Linked DNA regions of Mus musculus: region 2 is linked to region 1. Evidence: chromatin loops called from intact Hi-C (ENCODE). Cell type or tissue: left cerebral cortex. All regions are shown on one strand. Links, peaks and the distances in the headings refer to the core of each region. The heading gives the core; the rest is flanking DNA.

Region 1 (8,014 bases), core at 3,476-5,975:
ACTGAAAAGCACACTCCTCTGGCAGTCCCCATTAGCCTCAGTGCTTCTTTGGGGCTCAGGATCTATGAGGATAGTGGAAGGAGTATCTGAAAGGGTCTGAAGACCACTCCACCCACACAGCAAACCTTGATATCTCCAAATAAAAGGACTGCTGTGTCTAACCCAGAGCAGTGCTTAAGGCTTAGGCCCAGAAGGGCACACAGCAATAGCTTAATAACTGCACTGATACACTGCCAATGTATTAACACAATGGTGATGTGAACGACAGATGCTTCTCCACACAGTCCATGTAGGACCTAACTTCACCATTTCCCTGTCCCTGTCTGAGACACACTCCCAGGCGTTCCCACCTCGATCTGACTTGATGGACCTCCTATTTCATGCTATCCAATTGGACATTAAACAGCACATGTGTGTGTCCACCCGTACACAGCCTCCTGGGTCCGGACGTACAGGTGTGCACTGCCATCCTTGTATGATCCAGGCTGCTCTCTGACTGAGGGAGGTAGTGTAGCCCCGTGGACCAACCGAAGCACCTAGTGGGCTTCACTTGCAAGGAGAAATCAAGATACCCCAGGGCCTTAGTCAGCTCCCCGGAAAGCATCCTCCCTCCATCTTTGCCCAAATTCTGTCTCCCTCAATAGACCTGGCCCTAAGGAGCTGGGCACCTTGAAGCAAGGCCAAGGGAGTATGAGACAGTTCTGGCCCCACCCTGCATGTCTGCCCTTGCCCCCACAATTCTCACAAGGCACCCATCCAGGGCCCAGCTACTTCCCTCTGGTGGTAGAGAAGGTAGGAGAAGGACCAAAGGCAGAGCCTTGCAGTCCCCACCACTAACATACCTGTAGAGCCAACCCAAGAAATGACTACAGGAGAAGATGATGTCCTGGGCTCTGGACACTGGAGAACAGAGAAGTGCTTCTTTCCTAAGCCCTAGTCTACCCCATCAGTGGCTGGTTCAGGGGAGAGGTCTGCAGGTGAGGCCCAGAGACAGCCTAGGGGTCCTCCGTGGCTACAGAGGCAGGTCAGGGCCACCTCAGTTGTGACCTGTTTACTCAAGAAGCTGAAGTCCCTGGGCCAGTTAACAATTGTTGGATAAAATCCTTGGACAAACTTCATTGGAGCGTGAGGAGCTAAGGAGGGGACCACTCTTGTGAGCCTAGAGGGTAAAGTCTTTGCTTGGGGAGGGGGGAGCTCTGGAGCTACAGTTTCCTAGCAGTGTATCGGGAGAAAACCCAAAGGCTTCCTAAGCTCCCAGCCCAGGGTTGTGAGACATCAGTCACCTGGCCTACCAGGCCTCTGCTGAAGCCCTGAGAATTCAGAAAGTAGGCCCCACACTGGAGCAAAGTTACCCTAAAGGAGGGCAGAGGCTGGCAAGGCCTACCTGGTGGCTGCCAAAGACCTGATCATTGTAGGTGCAAAACAAAGGGGGATGTGGAAAGGCCACGGGCCTGGTGGGGCTCTTGGGGTCTCCAGTCCCACTCGCCATGGCCTAGAGCCAACAGAAACGTTTCGTCTGATTAGAAGCCGTCATCTCTACCCCAATTCCGGAAAATTGACTGCGGTGCAGAGAGGAAGGCCATGAGAGCAGCCTTAGGGGAGAGGGTCCAAACTAATTAGAAGACAGCATCCGGGGCCCATTAGAGCTCGCAGGCTGCTGTCACTCAGCCGGCCCCGAGTTCCTGGGAGAAGCGACTGAGGTAGGAGGGGCCCGTCTGCCCCTCGAGGACGACACCACCGCTGGGAGCTGCAGCAACCGGGAACCGGCCCCCCGGCTCTGCCACTGACTGCCCTGGCGCTGGCTCGGAGGCGCCGGCTCAGAGCGATCCTGCTCAGCGAACCTTCACTCATTCTAAGTTGTTCTCTCCCGTGGCTGGGGACTTGAGGTGGCCCAGACAGGAGTTGACTCTCAGCGAAACAAGTCACTTGGGGCCCCCAAGGTGTGCACCAGCCGCCCGGGGCTAGCTGGCCAGATGCGTTTCTTTTGTGCGGCCAAGGGAGAAATTCGTGTGTCACCGGGGAAGGAGGGAGAGGCGCGGTGAGGCCGCGGGAGAGGGGGGGAGGTGAGGCGGCGGGAAGGTGGCTGCGACGGGGAGGGCGCGGGCGAGGCCAGGAGGGAGGGAGGGAGAGAGGGAGGGAGGGAGGACGGCGGGGAGGGCGCGGCGCGGGCGGCTCGAGGCTGGATTCCGCCCGCGCCCGCTCCCTCGCTCGCTTGCTCACTCGCTCGCGCCCTCCCTCCTTCTCTCCCAGCCCCCTCCCACCGAGGCCCACCCCACCCACCACCCCTGGCGCAGGGACTGCTGGAACCTGGCTGCGCGCACTGTCGTTTTCAGACAGACTCTGCGGGCTCCGACCCGAGCCTTAGAAACCGGCCTCGAATCGGGACTGGGGCCCGGGCCGGCCGGGCAGCTGAGGCCGGAGCAGCAGGAGCGCGTGGCGGAGCCCCGAGCCCCGAACCCGGTCCCGCAGCCTGGAGAGGTCGATGGAGCTCGAACGGCGTCGCTGTGGGCGCGGGCAGCCCTGGGGGGCAGCCGCTTAGGCGCCACTCTCTTGTCCCCAACAGGTCGCAGCCTGGGCGGCCGGGAGCTCCCAGCCCCGGCCCCTGGAGCGCCCGTTGCGGTCCCCACCTCCATGGACGCCTTCAAGGGAGGCATGAGCCTGGAGAGGCTACCGGAGGGGCTGCGGCCACCGCCACCACCACCGCACGACATGGGGCCCAGCTTCCACCTGGCCCGCGCCGCCGACCCCCGGGAGCCGCTGGAGAACTCCGCCAGCGAATCGTCCGACGCTGATCTGCCAGGTAAACGCGGCTCCCCCAACCCGCGGCGGGCATCCAGCCTCCGCGCACACCGGGCGGCTTGGCACGCAGCCGGGTCCCCTCTGCGTCTCTGCAGCGAGGAGCTTTCTTTTTCCTCCCTGGTCTTAACCTGACGATGAACACGGAAATTTACACGCGCGTTCGCACGCACACGCGAAGTCACTTCCAAACAGTCCCCCACACGCCAAGCCCTGAGTGGGACTGGCAGCCCCTCTGGAGCAGGAGCAGATAGCACGCGGGAGAAAAAAGTTGAGTTTTCCCTAACTGGTTGCTGAGGAGTCGCTGGGGCTCAGGGCGAGAAGCAGATGTGCAGGGAGTAGAAGGGGTGGCCAGACAAAGTGCCCAAAGAGACACCTTGACAGATGGAGGAAAGAATCCTAAAAGAAGAGGTGGGGTCACAGAGCAGGCTAGAAGAGAGGGGTCCGTAAAGCCGAGCTCGAGCTCTGGGGACAGCGAGAGCCAGCCAGCTAGGAGGCGCGGCCTGACTCCCGGCAGAGCCGGCAGAACCCTGCTGCAGCGGGGATCCTGGCCCACGTGGACACCTCAGCCCAGAGCCACCAGGGGTCCAGCCAGGGTGGGTTCTCGACTCCACAAATCCCCCAGTTGTCTTTTAAAAAACAAAACAAAACAAAACAACCCCGATCTCTTGAGCTGGGCCCGAGATTGGGTGGCTTCGGCCATGTCCGTTTCCAGGCCTGTCCTGTCTTGGAGCGGCTGTGCACGGGAGGGGGGTCCCAACCCCAAATAGTCACAGATCTCCAGGCTGCCTGGGACAGCCATCCCGGGCCCTGGGCATCTCTTCCACGTTTATTTAATCGGTATTTGTTTCTGTTTTGCATCTCTAAGTGACTTTTTTCCAACCTCTGTTTGCTTGGTTAGAAAACAAAGCTCTGAGTGTACTTTTGTTTTTAGAAGTTTTAAGCGTGGTGTTTGCTTAAAAAAAAAAAACCTGTAGAGATTGATTTTCAAATCAAATCTACAGGGATAAATTAACAATTTTAACTGTATGCTTCCTTTGACACAATTCACTAGGAGTATTTCTCTGAAATTTAAAAGAACCTACATGCCACAAGTTACTTGGAGAGATTTTTTAAAAGTCAATTCAAAATGGCGCATTTCTTTGAGATTCCCCCCCCCCCCATCAAAATCCATTCGTAGCAGTTTTATTTTGTGAATTTAAATCATCTCGCTGTAATGTATTTATCTAGGGTTTGGAAAGTATCTCTCCCAGTGTTTGTGTGAGGGAATCTAAAATTTACCTGCAGTGATGCATAGATTCTTTTTCCCAGAGAAATGGCCATCTGACTGGAGTTTATACACATTTGGCTGTGTGTTTAGTTTAGGGGTGTGTTCACAGGAACGGTTTTGACTTCTTGATCTACATTTGCTCCGGTTCTGCCTCCCTGGCTCTGAGGGTTTGTGCACCTTTCTGTTTCTAGGGAGAGAGCTCTGAGCTTTTCTAGGGCTCCGTTTTGGTTTGTAGTTCCTTTGCGTTATGTTTGAATGCTATTGACTACTGTGTGCATCTTGAGTAGCTTTAAAGAGACAGAGAGGCCCGGGTCACTTAGACAGAATATGTCTGTCTAGGCTGCAAATGGAGGGTTTTCTAGACCTCAGAATCCGAGGCCGGTAAGGCTGGGATCCAAGCTAAGTTGCGGCTCTGACACAGCCCTGGCAAGAACAACATTCCAGGCGACTACATGGCTCTTACCCCACAGATATGCTAGCTTCAGCTGGAAAGTTTTGATGCCCGTTCAGGAAAGCTGAGGTGTCCGCTCAGATTTAGACCTTCAAGAGTCTCAGCAGGGCCGCAGCCAGCGAGCTGCAGAAGCAGGCCCTGCCTAGCTGGGAACCCAGGCCCAGATGTGGCTCCCGGGCTCTTTGCTGTGGCACGCCAGATCTAGGGGTGCTTACTGAGAACCGGCACCCGGCCCTTCCTTTCCAGCGGGGAAACAGTTCCCAGGGCCCCTGGATGGAGGGAGGGAAGCCACCGCTGACGGCAGGCGCTTCGGTGGAGCCGGGACCGGGCGCGATAGTGTTAGCCCGAGGTGACTCGCGCCCATTCCTACCTGCTGCAGACAAGGAGCGCGGTGGGGAAGCCAAGGGGCCAGAGGATGGTGGCGCGGGCAGTGCTGGCTGCGGCGGCGGTGCAGAGGACCCAGCTAAGAAGAAGAAACAGCGGCGGCAACGCACTCACTTCACAAGCCAGCAGTTGCAAGAGCTGGAGGCCACGTTCCAAAGGAACCGCTACCCCGACATGAGCATGAGAGAGGAGATCGCGGTGTGGACCAACCTCACTGAACCGCGAGTGCGGGTGAGCGTGGGGCGCGTGCAGAGGGCTACCGGCTGGCACTCAGTAGCTTAGACTTACAACTCTGACCTCGCGGACCTTGCTTCGTAGGAGACCCCACTTTAGGCCCCAGCCAGCCACCCACGTCAGCCAGGTCCCTGGGCTACTGCTTTCTTAGCCCTTTTACCTGTCCCACAGGAGCTACTGCAAGCCCCTGTCGGAAGACCCTGTCCCTGCCCTGAACTCTGTCAGAATTACTCAGAGCCGGAGATTGGGCAGAGGATTCTCTGCCGCTAAGGACCTCGGGAGCTTTAAGCCTTCATCCCCTGGAAAACGAAAGGGAAAGACAGGTCGTGCCTGGCTGCCTCAGAGAGGCCTGAAAGGTGCTTGAGTTGGGGTATCTCAAACTTCTTGGAACTGTGATCTCATTCTGAATTTCCCTTCTCCAAACTGTTTTTGGAATATTCTCCATCTTTTCTGGCCAGTCAGCCAGGTACTAGCTGGACCTTTGCCTAATGCCCTTTCCCACTGTAGGTCTGGGGTCATGTGGAGCGGGACGCTGATAGTGAGTGGCCCTTCCACTACACTTTACAGATGTAAGGTCCCAGACCCAAGGCCACACTGTATTCTGGCACCTTCCACAGTTCCCAGCAAATGCTACCCGCTCCTTCAGGAGAAGTAAGGAAATCATTTCTTCCCTGGGTGGGCAAATATTTAATCAGACACTGGGAGCACTTCTCAAGCCAGACCAAAGTCCCACCTGCCTCGTGGAGCCCCTGCCATAAGCCCAACCTTCAGCCCTCCCCAGTGAGGCTGGTCCGACCCAGTGGGAGCCTGGATGCAGCAGACCTTCACCCTGTAATTCGGAGCTCACTAATCCTGCCCAGGTTTATGGGAGTGGGGATGGTGTGGGGTTGGGTAGATAGAATCAGGGCCTGGGAAAGGCTGGGGTACAGGGATCCTGGCCTGGAGAATGAGCTAGGAGGTCGGGGGCCAATGTTGGGAAGATAGGGGAAGTCGGGGAAGACGTGGTCAGGGAGAGAAAAGTGGTCCTTACCAAAGTTTTTAGGAGAAAACAGAGGTGGAGATTAGAGGGAAACTAATAAACTTACAGAAATTAAATATTTGCAGAGAAACATATTTGGATTATATTTAGGCAGCAGGAAAGAAATTAAATATTTAAGGGAAGCAAAGAGGTTAGGCATTTAGAAAAAGAAAGGATCGACTATTTAAGGGAAACAGTGAGGGTCAGATATCTGTAAAGAAGGGATAAACTAAATATTTAGAAAAGAATAAAATGGGGACAAGAAATAAAGAAAAAAACCAGACTGGAGTTTAGATAGTCAAGAAGTGGACAAAAATTTACATTTTGGGAGGAGAAAAATTATTAAATGTAATAAATGCCGATGAAAACAAAATAGTTGAACAACGAAACTCGTCTGAAAAATCGGAGATGGTCAGTTTTGAGGAAGAAAAATACTTTTTGTGTTTGAAGGAGACGAAAAAGATTGAACTACTAAGAGGGTGGTGGTACCCCATTTGGAGAGAGATGGCAGAAAGAAGACAGGTTGGGAGGGAGAAAAGAAAACGAATATTTGTTCAAACAAAAGAGAATCCGAGTCAGAAAAAGAAAATAAATTTAACTTGGGGAAGAGGATAAAAAAAAGCAGGGGGGGGTGTGGGGGAAGAGGAGAGGGCTCGTATTTTCTGGAGACGCGAAGGGAACCATTACAGAAAATCTCGGCAGAGGCCGAAGAAAATACGGGGTGTTAGGAGAGGAGGCTGCAGAGTTGGGGGTGAGGACCCTTCCTGGCCACCGCGGCCCTGACGTTTCTCCCGCTGGCTTCTCCAGGTCTGGTTCAAGAACCGGCGAGCCAAATGGCGCAAGCGGGAGCGGAACCAGCAGTTGGACCTGTGCAAGGGCGGCTATGTGCCGCAGTTCAGCGGCCTGGTGCAGCCCTACGAGGACGTGTACGCTGCCGGCTACTCCTACAACAACTGGGCGGCCAAGAGCCTGGCCCCGGCGCCGCTGTCTACCAAGAGCTTTACCTTCTTCAACTCCATGAGCCCGCTCTCCTCTCAATCCATGTTCTCGGCCCCCAGCTCCATCTCTTCCATGACCATGCCGTCCAGCATGGGCCCGGGCGCCGTGCCCGGCATGCCCAACTCGGGCCTCAACAACATCAACAACCTCACCGGCTCCTCGCTCAACTCGGCCATGTCGCCGGGCGCCTGCCCCTACGGCACCCCAGCCTCGCCCTACAGCGTCTACCGGGACACGTGCAACTCGAGCCTTGCCAGCCTGCGGCTCAAGTCCAAGCAGCACTCGTCGTTTGGCTATGGCGGTCTGCAGGGTCCGGCGTCGGGGCTCAACGCTTGCCAGTACAACAGCTGACCGCCCCGCCTGGTCCCCGGGGCCGCCGGCCAGCAAGGCTCACAGAAGGGAGCGCGCGGGAGCACGCGGGGCGCTCGCAGCTCCTCGGACCTCACCTCTGCGCAGCCCCTTCCTCCCCACCCCGCCTCCAGGTTGGTTTTGTGTTTGCTTTTTCCAGACCCCCGCTCTGTCCCCCAATGAATGAAAAGAAAAGAAAGCAAGCCAAGGGAGGGGGTCGGGTGGGGAAGAAAGAAAAAAAAAGAAAAAAAAAAAAGACGTCGGAGAAAAATGCTGGAGGTGGGGGTAAGTTGCAATGTCCCTGGCGATGGCGCAGATGGTGCGTTCAAACCCGGGATCCCAGCTGTCCACTACACCAATGGGACATGGCGGGGAGAAGCCAGTGTTCGGAGAAGATGCCGCGCGTCCCCGCCGGAGCGCCTCAACCCGTGAACTGAATGTAGGGAACCTGGAGGCCCTGGGATCGTTCACCCGGTCAAGAACCGAGGCGCCCTCTCCTAGCCCGACCCGTCCG
Region 2 (8,014 bases), core at 2,033-4,532, 240 kb before region 1:
AGCTTTTCTTCTGTGGCCATGTGACGCCTTGAGCACCGGCAGCTGTGGAGAACGTGGCTCCCCGGGTGGGTCCGTGTCACGGGCACAGTGCAGAAAACCGGGGGTGCTGTGACCACATTGTCATCCCATAGAAGACCAGCCAGAATGGCAGGCAGGCGAAGGACCTCAGACTGCAGTGAGTGAGCAGAGGCATAGCTCTGAAAGGTGCTCCGAGCATAGCTTCCTTCCTGTAAGTGCGCGTGCAGCATTGAACCAGGAGCTGGCTCGGGCACACACGGACCCATCCGTGCTGAGCTCCCTCCCAGGTCATGAGTTCACATTCTGGGCCCCTTGTGACATTGATTGTCACACATCAGTGGCAGGATACTGACTCGGAGACTTCAGTGATAACCCGAAGTCAAGGTTATCCATACATGCCCCAGAACTCTGCTCTGCACCACAGCGGCTTCCCTGCCCTTTGCTGTGACACCAGCTGATGCAGTTTAGAGACGGGTCTCTGGACCCATGTTCACAGATGGCCTGGGTACTGCCTGTCCCCCATCTTGGTTCTGTCTGGATGATCTACAGTGGCCGTACTTTTGGTTTAGAATGAGTTGAGTTTGTTAGGCATGCAGTAAGCAGATAAGAGCACAGCAAGCGGCAGAGAGACCAGGTTGTGTTACGCTGACAACATCCAGCAGAAACAAACTCTAGAAGCCTAATGGAGAGAGAGAGCATGCATGAGCAAATGCAAACGGACTCGTAGAACTCAAAGCAGTCAGCAGTGACCTGCTGAGGGAGCCCACCAAGCAGTGCGGCTGTAGCACCGAGTTCTGAGCATCGCCCAGGCATGAGCTTGGCTTCTCGTCCTCACAGCAGACATTTTTATACTGCAGAATAGCAGGAACCTTGCTGGCTGGCTGCTCCTTCCCCTCGTGTCAGAGCCAGTCTGCCTCAGGACAAGGAGGCGAGGAGACCTGGGATAAGGAAGGTCACATTGTAGAGTTCAGTTCCCAAGTGCCAACAGCACACGGCAGTTCTCTAATACAACTTAACCCCGCGCGGACTTTCTTCATGCCCATGTGAGCCCAGTGTGAGGACCCCGCAGGGGAGGCCTGAGGTGGGCTCTCACCATAGACGCCCCGAGTGCTGACCACTATGCTCTCTCCTACAGGAACGGGTTCCCGAAGCAGACAGCGGCCCAGCTCATTCTGAAGGCCATCTCCAGCTACTTTGTCTCCACGATGTCCTCCTCCATCAAAACTGTGTACTTCATGCTTTTTGACAGTGAGAGCATAGGTATCTATGTGCAGGAAATGGCCAAGCTGGACGCCAACTAGGCCAGTGATCCCTAGAGCCAGCACATGCGGTGTCCCCCACCTCCAACTGGAAAGAAAGAAAAAAAAAAGAGAGAAAAAAAAATCCCCTCGCCTGGGACTCCTGTCCTCCTCAGTCCCGCTCACCTAGGGAAAATAAGGTTTTGGTTTCCGGTTTGATTGGTTTTTTTTTTTTTGGCCTTCTACAATGTTTTCTGTTAGCACTGATAGCCGGCATCGTCCTTGTTAAGCACTGCTTTCCAGACCGTGTCTGACTTAGTCAACCTAGAGGATTTTATAGTTTCACTCTAATGAAGTCCTGATTAACACAGAGCAGCGGAGCAGCGGTCCCTCCCCTGAGTGGCAGCAGCAGGAAGCCCCGTTTGTAATGTGCGTTGCGCTGCTTTACCGTACACCCAGTGGCATTCTTTTTACTATAACGGTTTTCCCCCCTCTCAGAAGAGAAATCTTAAAATTTGCAACAGACCTCCTAACTTTTGTTTACTTTTTTTGTCTTAACGATAGATTTGAAAATGAAAAATGTTAAAAAGACAACTGGATCTGTTGTCCGTATTATATTTGCAATCTGAAATTTGTGTGAATTGATTTAGTAAAATGTTAAACTGTTACGACTGGCCGTGTTTTGTGTTACTGTGTCCTAGGACACAGGTACAGGCAGCTTACACCCAGGAAGCTCCCGGATAGACCCTGTACCTCGGCAATTTGGTCAGACATCTGCTGGCCCTAGGGGTGTGTAGGAAATTCATGTTGGAAGCTTCAGTTCTCCCGAGTGTGGTTGGGGTGTCAGTTCCATCTCACAGAGCAGGTACCCAAAGCCACACTGAGTCTGATGCAGAGATCAAGGTCTTGGGCTCTGGGCCAGATCCCTCCTGGCCCCATCTGTCTCTAACTTGTGACTGGTTCTACAGATAAAACTCAGGCCATGAACCCTCTGCTTGTCTGCATTTGCTAGCCCCCCCCCCCCTACAGTAAGGTCCCTAGCAAGAGGGTCCCCAAAGATACTCTGTCACTGCCGAGGTCAAGGGCACTCGTGATAATCATCTAGATTTGCCTGAAAGCACAGAAGCCTTCTCGTATGTCCTTGGCAGGTGTCTGTCTAGAAGGGTAGGTAGAACCAGGGAGGAGGACGAAGCGCACTCCAGAGCATGGACCTATGTACAGCATCTCTTCTATGCCAGCTCTGGTGGTACATGCCTTTAATCGAAACTTGGAGGCAAGGGCTGGTGGAGCCCTGTGATATAAAAGCCAGCCAGGGCCACACAAACCGTGTCTCAAAAAACAAACAGATTTCCTTTCCACAGGAAGTCTGACGAAGTCCGGCCAGGTCAGGACTCAGTCTTAGCAGTAGCCACAACCACCTCCAACTCAGACCTGAGTGACACTTTCCTAGCTTCTGGCTCCAGAACCCTTTCTTAACCAGAGCAGCGCTAGGTTTAAATTGCCTCCTAGGGGCTTCATTTGGCATTGATTCCTCCAAGAGGGCGCACCTTAAAACAGGGCTCAGACTTTCCTAAGGAGTGTACCCAATACCCTAGAGCACGGCTCTCACATGTAGCATTCCCCCCCCCCCCCCAACACACACACACACACAAGGGCAGAGTAGACACTACTGTTTGCTGGTGGTTTGGACATGTGCTGTGTGCCAGGCACAGTAGTGAGTACTTCATAGGCAACGATGCACGTGCTTCCTTTCCATCACATAAAAAAGCAGGGCCCATTGTTAGCTGTGAGCCAGCTGTCTAGTGACAAGATGCTGCCACCTGTGGACAGACCCTGTCACTGATCACTCTGACAGCCCACCTGGCCTTGGTGGCAGTTCTAACTCGGAGAATGAGACATCCCAAGGCACCTATTAAGTGTGTAGGAGGAGTCCAGGTTTAAATGACTTGTGTTCCTCCACCTTTGAAACAATTCCAGTCAAGCAACTGGTAGAGTTTTTGAAGACCCTCCACTAGATGTCGCCCAAAGGATTGGGAAGGGACTGGGGAAAAAGGGGCAGCCAGTTTCTGCTCTTTCTTGGCAACAGCACAAAAGAATTTGTTGCAATTCTTGCGGTTTCCAAAAATCACCTAAATGGTTCTAAACGTTGACCATCCAGTGCACGGTGGTTGCTAGGATTGCACCTGCAGGGAACCTCTCAAAGCATGCGTATGTCTCCACTCGGAAGACCACGCTTGAGTTAGTAAAACGTCCACACCAAGTGCTGTGAGGGGACACATGCCAGTGTCCTCCCGCAGCCACAAGCTGCTGGGTTAGTGACAGCAAATACCACAGAACAGAGTCCCCATCTCTATCCAGAATCCAAGGCCGCATACCCTTGGATTCTACAGTGGCCCCAGACACTTAGGAAACACTTTCTCGTTTGTTTGTTTGTTTGTTTGGTATGAGCGTGGTATACGTGCACATGTGTGCCCTGATCTATGGAACGACAGCCTCTAGCCCTGGAGCTAGGCCGGCTGCCAACAAGCCAGCATGATCTGTCTGCCCTGCCACAGGGCTAATGGCATAGCCTCATGAAGCCACACCTGCCCTTTTTTTTTTCTTTTTCTTTTTTTTTTTTTCCATTTAATTTTTTTTTGTGGATGCTAAGAGTTTGAACTCGAGTCCTGACATTTCCGCAGCAAGTGCCAAGCCATCTCCTCTCCTCCCCTGACCTGTTTCTGAAGAGCAACCCGTGCTCTGAGCAGCAGGGCTCCACCCTGAGTAAGTCCATGGTTTTCTTAATAGCTTCTTCCATGAGCCTTCAAATGGCCTTTGGGATGTCACAGAGACCACAGCTCCAACTGGGACTGAGTTAGCAACAGCAGCTGCAAGTATCCCCCTCACACACACACACACCCACATCCTTCCCCCTGCTTCTCATGGCAAGCCTAGGAGGATGGTAACGGTCTTTACATGTAGGGAAACAGTTGACGCACACTCCTACAAGACCACATGGCTCTAAGGGGAGCTAGGATTCGAACCCAGCTCCACATGACTGTACAACCAGAGCTTTCCCAGGATGTACTTCCCTTTGGTATCAGTCCAGTATTTTGCACCGCCCTTGTCTGTCCACTGGCAGGGCCTGGGTGATCAGCCTGGGGACCATAAACAACTCAGTGTATGAAAGAATCAAAATGTATATACTGAAGGAACTGGAGAGGTGTTCATTGACTAAGAGAGATTCTTCCAGAAGACCCAGGTTTCATTCCCAGTACCCAATATGGTAGCTTAACTGTCCGTAACTCCAGTTCCAGGGGATCCAACACCCTCCTGGCCTCTCTGGGTACCACACACACACACATGATGCAGACACAAATGCAGGCAGGCAACAACACACCCACATGTTAGAAATGTGTGTCTGGGCAAGCTTGACATGAATTTTACAAATGTTTCCCGTGACAGAGGCCTCTGATGGTTGGCTTGTCACATAGACAGGCCAGGCAGTGCCTCTGTCCAGCAATGGCTTGCAGAAGTGAGTTTGCTTCCTGGTGTGGGAGGCTCTAGAGGGCTTCTTAGAACATGTAACCTAGCGCTAGACTTGGTAGGGAAGGTCGGGATCTTCTTAGACAAGGTGGGTGACAAATGGAGCATGGACAGAGAGCCCCCTCGACTCCAGGCTGGGGGCACCCTGGGCCCTTCTGCTGATGACCCAGGCCTCGCCCCTACCCCCACTCATGACGGCCACCCCTTCCCGCCTTCTGCACCCCACCCCCAGCATTTGACAAACTTATTTTCCATTCAGGGTCAGGTGCATATTGCAGCCAGCCCTGACAGACAGATTAGCTTATATGCTAAAGCGGGTGTGTGTGTGTGTTTGTGTTTGTGTGTGTGTGTGTAGAATTCCATGAGCAACAATCTCCCACTTCACCCAAAGCTGACAGCGCTGGCTCCCAGGGCTTCTAGGCTGTCTGCTCAGCCTTCCTCAAAAGGTGAGGCCCCAGCAAGCTTGTCCATTTCTTGTTTGTCATTTGGGCTGCTTGGTGATCACCCTGTGGTCCTGAGGGCAAAGCCTGGCCTGTAGTCTCATTAGCAACCATGATGTTTAATTTTCCCCAAGGCACCAATGTCGAACTTTATCTTAGAAGCTGGCTTTGGGGCCTCCTTGCAGGGATGAGGGGGAGGCTGGAGGGGGGGCGGCGGGCGATTTGCCTGAAGGTTCTGAGGCAGGGGAGAGCCTGGCGCCCATCCCTCAATGAGAAGAAAGAGACACATTCAATGGCAAGGGGAGAGGCCATCTTTTCTTGGGCTTTTCTTCTGTTTAGAACTTGACCTGTCATGTTTGCTTCTGGGGCTCCCTCATATCAAAATCATATCACATGACCCTCCCAACAGGTGAGGCAATATACTGCTCATTAATCCCAGGGCCCTGACATCCCCTGCACTCCCGGCTAAGGCATGTAAACAGACTGGCCTCTCCCTGACCCCTGGAAACCAACCCAGCAGGTGCTGTACTGTCAGACTCTGGAACTGTTGCAGAAACTTCCCTCCTCGGAAGATGCCTCCGCTACAGCCATGCCAGTAACTCCATCCTATGGCCGTGTGTGTGTGTGTGTGTGTGTGTGTGTGTGTGTGTGTGAACATGCACGCGGAGCCCCAGAGCTCTCCGTTTGGTCAAGGACAGAATTGAGGGACATGCAAATCACCATGTTTAAAACGTGAGAAGGCAGTGGGGGCTACCTCCCCCCTCCCACAAAACTACAGTTTCTGAGATGGCTTCCTTGACCTCTTTGCTCTGTGGAGTGGCCACCACTGTCTATAGCTCTGCCATCAGCTTCCCTCGAAGAACTTCAAACCGGTCTCCTGAAGACTCTGAACAGAGTCTGCTGGATTCCCCGGTCCAAAGCAGGCATGCTTTGTGATGTCTTCCCTGCCCTTGATGTCAACCTGGATGTGTTCTAAGGTACACACAGCGGGCGCCATTTGTCCTGGCCAAGACGTCCCCTGATTGCCTTCCTGAGCAAAATAGGGAGGCGGCCCCAGTGTCCGAGGTTAAAAGTCGTTACCTTGGCTTCAGGTTCACACCTGTACTCTAGTGAGGGAAAGAATACACAGTACCAGAATGATGCTCTCCGGATCTTGTGCCTTAGCACCTGAAACCAGAGTACTGAACACAGTAGAGAGTAACGCAGCTTAGAACACACAGAAAATGGGAAGCCGGTGTACCTTGCTGCCGTGAGTCCTTTCTGGTCCTCTGCCCTGGTGACTTTAACCGCAGCACCATCAGATGACATGTTGTCCTACCACCTCCCTCCAACAATCCATAAAGGCTTAAAGGGCAAGAGAGCCATCGCCTTTAGACCCTAGCTGGTGGCACACCCCTAGCTGACCATTATGGCTTGCTCAGGCCCCCCAATGAGACACTCTGGAATATCTGCCTGTGCACCCCTGCCCAGGCTGACCGGGAAACTTAATATTTCTGTACTTGGAAACCAGGCTCCCTGAGCTTAGGAGAATAAATTAGAGTCAAGTTCAAATAGGCTCAGCTGTGGCAGATGGGCAAATTGATTAGCTTCCCACCTGGGAGGTTAAATTCCACTGCCCCCCAAACCAGCAGCAGGGTAATGAGCTGTCAGTCAAACAGCGCAAGGCAAGGCCCCTCGCATAATTGAAACCCGGCAGCTCCTCATTAGGTCCCACAGAGGGCCTGGCTATGAGGTCTCACCTTGAGGTCCTCTGGCTGCACACATTAGAAAGGAAATGCCACAGGGACAAGTTCCATGTGAACTTCAAGGAACTTCTGCCCACTCCAAGTCTTCGCATTGGGTTTGTCTGCCGTCCCCAAGAGTGCCCAAGAAGTCAACGATGTGCATGTCTGATGTCGCTGTCAGCATCGCACCCGAGGGCCATCGCTTCTGCCCTCTTCACAACTCTCTTCTGCCTCTCAGAGTGTCTCCATCACCTCGCAAACCATCACCCTCATCTCTTGGCCCCTTCCAGCACACCGAGCACATGTCCACGCTGCCACTGAAGTCATCACAGTCCCAATAGACTCGGTGGCTATTTTATAGATTCGATACTGAGACCCAGACAAGTAGGAAGCTGCCTTCCAATGTCACCTAAGGTCTAGGAAGGACAAAGGCTGGCTCTCCCCTCTCAGCTCTGCACCTGAGCCGCCTGCCTCTAGCAGGGTCACATGTCTTGCTCATTTAGCCTTTTGCAAGCATCTGCTCCGGCAAGGGTCCCACCACCTTTGTGTATTTAGAGTCCTGCTCAAGCCTGCATGCCTCCACTCCTGGACACACACACATACACACACAGCCTCCTGCAGGAATGTTTCCCTTCTGGAAGGATGGCGTTTCTCAGTCCACTCTAAATGTCCACTGGCCAGAGCCTGTTTGCAAGCAGCCGTCTCCTTCAGTGGACTCTCGAGTGTGTCTATGCACACTGTTCCTTACCTCTCTGGGCCATACCCAGTAATAGGGTCTGGGGACACAGCACTGAGTAAGCAAAGGAAACTCTGCTCTTCACAAAGACATGGCTCTGCACATCTCACACCCTCCCTGCCTTTCGTGATGGAGGCTGTGTGATCACTGGCAGTGTATAAAGGCCTAGCAGTGGGCACAGAGCCTGCCTCGGGAAAGCCGGGGCAGCTTGGGCAAATGTGGACTCCCTTGGGCTTACACCTAAGGCCACTCCTGACCCTATCACCCAGTGTTGACATCTGTGCATACATGATGGCTTTAGCACAGTCTGCTGTTGGAGGCTAGTCCCCATGG

What was found. Peaks named below come from ENCODE experiments on the same cell type or tissue, not always from the same donor. Only the 100,000 strongest peaks of a DNase experiment are listed, where the experiment ranks them.
Region 2: a loop joins it to region 1, with 2.1 times the contacts of the local background. A loop is called at or near these places in 3 of 42 quality-filtered maps.

Annotation. Positions count from the first base shown.
Region 1 is chr13:55,825,558-55,833,571 of GRCm38, reverse strand. It overlaps Pitx1 (paired-like homeodomain transcription factor 1), which reads left to right and starts at 2,147. Exons shown (of 3, transcript NM_011097.2): 1 at 2,147-2,800; 2 at 4,897-5,132; 3 at 6,961-8,014. The coding sequence starts at 2,632. The coding sequence ends at 7,503. In left cerebral cortex, for the core only: no CTCF peak of the experiment used is centred there; a DNase peak (open chromatin) is centred at 4,457.
Region 2 is chr13:56,067,532-56,075,545 of GRCm38, reverse strand. Macroh2a1 (macroH2A.1 histone) reads left to right here. Exons shown (of 9, transcript NM_001159513.1): 9 at 1,154-1,924. The coding sequence ends at 1,319. Among named protein-coding and RNA genes, the nearest start is that of Gm31485, 50 kb to the left of the region's middle. In left cerebral cortex, for the core only: CTCF peaks have their summits at 3,060 and 3,267 (motif pointing right); a DNase peak (open chromatin) is centred at 3,202.